2 separate regions of the Mus musculus genome follow, and region 1 is linked to region 2. A link is a contact called in ENCODE Hi-C or POLR2A ChIA-PET data. All regions are on one chromosome and are shown on one strand. Each heading gives the region's core, a stretch centred on a gene start or an enhancer-like site at or near the end of the contact. The rest is flanking DNA. Distances are from core to core; before and after follow the strand shown.

What was found. Hi-C counts contacts between places; a loop is a spot of excess contacts on that map. ChIA-PET counts read pairs that join two places held with the same protein, here RNA polymerase II (POLR2A).
Region 1: a map of gastrocnemius shows a loop between it and region 2 (5-fold over the local background). The contact joins the promoter of Pon2 here to the promoter of Pon3 in region 2. A Hi-C loop is called at or near these places in 9 of 37 maps with a recorded cell type or tissue (T-helper 1 cell, adrenal gland, gastrocnemius and 2 more). POLR2A ChIA-PET finds 5 or more read pairs at or near these places in 2 of 5 experiments (Patski and embryonic stem cell).

Annotation. Positions count from the first base shown.
Region 1 is chr6:5,296,954-5,299,653 of GRCm38, reverse strand. It overlaps Pon2 (paraoxonase 2), which reads left to right and starts at 1,314. Exons shown (of 9, transcript NM_183308.3): 1 at 1,314-1,442. The coding sequence starts at 1,369.
Region 2 is chr6:5,254,841-5,257,540 of GRCm38, reverse strand. Pon3 (paraoxonase 3) reads left to right here and starts at 1,308. Exons shown (of 9, transcript NM_173006.2): 1 at 1,308-1,388. The coding sequence starts at 1,315.

The DNA.
Region 1 (2,700 bases), core at 65-2,564, 42 kb before region 2:
GTGTAGCTTCTGCAAACATTGCAGGTGGGAATTAAGCACTGGGAACAATTAGGAACTGATTTCAAGTTATACCCAGTAGCTGTCGCAATCTCAACGAGTGCCCTCCCTCTTTATATTTTTATAAGTGTATATCAATAAGTATTAAAATGAAAAGGGAGAAAGAAGAGAAAATTGATTAGTACTCCAGTGAGTCCCGAGTTTGTGGTGTTTTAGTCTAAAATCTTTTTTTTTTTTTTTGGTTTTTTTTTTTTCGAGACAGGGTTTCTTTGTGTAGCCCTGGCTGTTCTGGAACTCACTCTGTAGACCAAGCTGGCCTCAAACTCAGAAATCCACCCGCCTCTGCCTCCCAAGTGCAGGGATTAAAGGTGTGCGTCACCACACCTGGCTATAAATCTTAATATAAAAGGATGTAATTCCAACTCTAACTTCTTATATAAGACCTGTCCAGAACCACTTTTTTCCCATCTAAAAGAAGAAAAAAAAGGAAAGGAATATTTAAAATGTCTGAACGAGAGAGATGTCTCAGCACTAAGAACACTGGCTGTATTTCCTGGTGTAGTGGGCACCCTTTTCTGACCTATGTGGATACCAGGCATGAATGTGGTGCATATACTTACATGCAAGCAAAACAACCATGCATATGAAATAAAGAACTAAGGCAAAACATATTACTCTAGGCAGGGCCTTGAGTGGCCCAAGAACTTGGCATATGGAGGTAGACAGATCAGAAGTTCCCTACCAGCCTGGACCACATGAGACCTTATGTTCAAAACAATAAGAACATTTAAAAGTACAATTTTAATAGATTTCATATATATATATAATATACTTTCTGTGTTGTTTAATAATTACTATCTAAATATATTTTATATTTAAATATAGAAATGTTATACACACGTATGTGTAATAACAAAACTAGTGTATGACTGTAGATATGGCTCAGTACTAGCCTAATATGAACAAAGTCCTGAGTTTGTTTCCTAGCTTCTCAAAGCCAAAATTATACACAACAGAGGGGGAAAGTATCCTCAAACACCAGGCCAAAACAGCAAAAAGCAAGCCCAAACTTAACTAAATTAAGGGAACTCCGCAGAGGCCACCCTAAAGTTTTCAGGGAGCTGAGCAGGTGCAGCTGCGCGAGGATCGGAGGCTTGGCGGGGTGTTTGTGAAAGGAATCAAGTTCAGTTGGGTTCCCACGCGGGCATGTGCGGATGTGCTCCGAGGACGAGGCGCCGGGCGGAGCCTGGGCTGCAGAGCCGGCGCTCGGGGCGGGGATCGGGCGCGGCTCCGCGCTCGGGGCGGGGAGCTGGCCCAGCGTCCGGAGCTGCTCGGTCAGGCCCGAGCCAGACGGCGGGCCGGTCCCGCACCATGGGCCGGATGGTGGCTCTGAGTTTGCTGGGCATCGGGCTGGCGCTGCTGGGCGAGCGGTTCCTAGCGCTCAGGTAGGTGCTGCCGAGGGTCCCGGGTCGGGAGTCCCTAGGCTGGGACCGCCGAGCTGATTGGGGCGCTCGCGCGGCGGGTGGGAGGGGGTGAGAGGGGGGGAGGTAACTGGAGAGAGAGCTTGTTTAGTTCGGGGGGGGGGGGGGACCGGATGGAAGGAAGAACTTCGGATAGCTACCGGTGCTCCGTTTAACCGACCCAGTCCACTTCCACCAAGACCTAGACACTTTGGGAAAAAGTTTTCCAGCGCTTGCTGGTGCCGAGGTTCCTCTGCCTAGGCTGACAAGAGAGAGCTTTGCAAATTCCCCAAGGGCAAACCCAGTGCTTTAATTTGAAAACAAAACCATTACTCATGCGTGGACGCTCTAATTATACAGCTTCATTTTAGGTCACTGGTGCTGTTCTGCTCAGCCGGAACCCATCCCTCCCCAGCATTAATAGTTGGTGAAACTTCAGGGTTTCCGTCTTGGCGCTGGAGATCAAAGACGCTTGAGAGAGACAGCTACTGTTCTTACATCATTTCCTTATTTATTGACCAGAGTCCCAGAAGCAGAGCGAGCGATTGTTTGTTCTGGGTAGACATCATACTTTCAAGTTACCAATTCAAACTTTATAAACTTCTTGCAAAAGTGTTCCGGAACAGTAGTACTCAGCTCCTTATAGGGTTAAAGAGAAAAGACAGTCTTCTGTAGGCGTTCTGGGAGGCAACGTAGACTCAGATGAGGAAGGCGGGCAAGTCTGAAGGGTGTGCTTCACACTGGGCCTCTCTCTAATAGGCAAAAGGGAAGCGCCGGCACTCATTGGTTGTTTAGCAGCAAACTGCTATGAGTCTTGCATTGTACAAATAAGCCCGAAGGGCACAGCAACGGGGCCTGGATATTGGGATCTCCCGGAGTCTTGACGTCCAAGTAGCACCATGTGAAACATTCTAATTCAGTTGGTTCTGATAGGGCATCGGCCTTGGGTTTTGGGTGCTTTTCTAAATTTTAAATGAATTCTTGGTTTTGAGACGAAGTCTCACTGTGTATCCTCTGTTTTGAAGCTCAGTCTGGTCTCAAAACTCAGGATTCTTTGGTCTCCTGACTTCTGCTATTATAGGCACACGCCAGCATGACAGTCAGATTTCCTTCTCTTCTCTTCTCTTCTCTTCTCTTCTCTTCTCTTCTCTTCTCTTCTCTTCTCTTCTCTCCTCTCCTCTCCTCTCCTCTCCTCTCCTCCCCTCTCCTCCCCTCTCCTCTTCTTTCTTCCTTTTATCTTTTT
Region 2 (2,700 bases), core at 59-2,558:
CCTCATACATCTGAAAATAAGCCACAACCATCATGAGAGCTGCGCAGGTGCACCAGGATACTGGCGAATCCATTTTGGTGGAGACATGCCCCTGCTGCCCTGATTAGCTGAAGCTGCGTGCCTGGTGAGGTGACGTGGCCTGCTGTGAGTGGATGAGGGCTGAGAGTATATAAGAGTGAGAGGCCTGGGTCAGAGAAGGAAAAAAGATGAGAGAGAAAGTTGAAGTGAGAGAGATGAAGACGGAAGTTTGCTGAATAAACTGTTGTTAGAAGGACTGGTGGTCGTGTTGTTCTTGCTGGTCAAGAGCGGACGCTACACCTTAGTCCTATAAAATCTACCTATTTCAAAAAAAAGCTCTCTTTTTAAACTGAATTCTGCTGCTGCTACCTCCTATTAGTAACTAAAAAGAGATGATCCTTGAAGGTGCGATGTTCCCTAAACTCAAGTGTCTGGCCATCTTCAGTCTCTCCAACAGTATTGTTTATCTGAAAGGAAAGTTTGCTCTTCATTGGAAAGACCTGAAATTCACAGAAGAGTAAGACTCTCCCATAAAAACGATATATTGTTGTTGATGTTATTATCATTATTATTATTAATATTATTACATTCTGCTCATCTTCCAGATTGCCAGACAGATGGACTTGTCTACCACCATGAAGGCACCAGGAAGTTCTGAGCCAAAGTTCAGAGCTCTGGTTCCTCGAGAAGGATGAGCCAAAGGGCTCGTCTTTCAGGATTTTCTTCTTCAGGGTGTATATGGAGCAATTTCTCCTCTTACATGCAGCCTGCCAGAACTCTGAAGCTTTAGTCTATGAACTCTGGCTTCCCAGGCAGCTCTCTCACATCACTCCACTGGAGAAGCTGAGGTTAATTGAGTTCTGTGACTTTAAGAAACAAATTTTCCACACCGTGAGGATTCCAGCTTGTGAGTTCAAACCTGAATGGTCCAGAGTTTAGCTGACCTTAGCCTAGGCAGAAATATGTTCTTGGACCGCTTGCCTGGAGAGCCAGCCTTAGAATCTGCACATTAAAGTGGCCTTGAACCATCGCTAATAAAGGTGGACTTGAATCAGAAGAACAAAAATCCCCTTGAAACTCAAGTAGACAAGTGGCTTTGAGCCCTCCATGTGGAGGTGGCTTTGAGCCTTGGCGCAGGAGAGAGCAAAACTCCCAAGACTGCTAGAAAGGATCAGCACAACTGCCAGGAGGTGCAGGCAGGCGGGGCACAAGGGACTGATCAGTGGGCGGGACCCTGAGTCCGCGCCCCAGAGCGGCACCAGTCTTCCTGCTTTTTGCCTAAGGCACCCAGACACCATGGGGAAGCTTGTGGCGCTGACCTTGCTGGGAGCCTGTCTGGCCTTAATAGGGGAAAGGCTGCTGAATTTTAGGTGAGTGGGCATCTCCATGGAGATGGCTTCAGCTCTTTCCTTTCTAGTCCACATCAGGGAACTCCTGCTTCCAACTTCCTAGCGTTTCCTTCCGGAAAGGAGCAGTTTTGGAACCTCAGTTCTTAGTGACCTTCTCCTTGAGACTCGTTCACTAGCAAAGGGGACAGCTGCGTGCCTTTCTAGGCTGCCAGGGTAGGAAAGCCCACGTTTGATTTCTGAAGGTTGGGTACCTTTTCCAGGTCTTCTGCTACATTGCCTTTGTGAAAGACCAAGTCATTTGGAAGTGTTGGACTTGGGGGAGGGGATCAGACTAGCAGCTGGGTGTTTATAGCTGACTCAGACACTGAAAGTGCGGGCCGTTCCAGAACCCATGCCACATTGGAAGATGAGCCAGGAAACAGGGAAGAGAGCTGAACCCCGCGGACAGGAACTGACTTGAAGGGTAGTTGACTTTTTGAAGTAGAAGATCCGGCAGGGAAACCCTCCCGGAATTACTGTCTCAAGCAAACTCAGTTTGATCTGAAAGATTTTTTTTTTTAAAGGTGGGTTCTTCTCCTCCCTCCCCTTATTGCTACTTGGGGCTAAGGCCTCTGCTTGTCATCTAGTTGTTTTTATTCTTTCTCTGAGGAGTGACTAGTCTCAGAGGTTCGCTGCTGCAATCTGTTCAGACACTGATGTCTGTTGGCAACGCTTTCTAGTCCAGCTTGAGAGGGCTCGTTGTCCCGCCTGCTCCCCAAACAACAAATGGCAGAATCTTCAAATAGTAAATTTAAGAGTGGTACAGCTAGGAAGACTAACACTTGCCTCCCCACCCTCACCCCCAAGTGTTAAAACCATACCTCTAAAGGATAATTTTTATAAATGATCAAAAGATAAATCTACCTTCAGTCTTCTTGAATACAGTTCAATTAATATTTTAATTTCTACCTAGTATTTAGAAGTCTATTTCAGTGCAAGGTAAGAGCGCTGTGCTGAAAAGCACTTTGGCTAACTAATGCCTTTAGTAGTGTCAGGTCCATAAGGTACCTTTGCTAAGATAAGTCAGCATAAGCTTAGTTGAAATGAGGAAGTTAGAGCTAAAGTTATCAGTTCAGCTCCTTGGAGACCTCAGAGAAATTTGGAATTTTTTTCTCCCTACTGGAGGAAGGAGGTCCAAAGAAAACAAGAAAATATGAAATGGGTAAGTACAGATTCATATTAGGTAATAGTTAAGAATATGATGTAATGCTGTTTGTTTGTTTTTTGTAATGCTGTTTTGTTCCTTTAAATGAAGAATAGTGTTCGGTTCTGCCTAGCATTAAGTGGGGTCTTA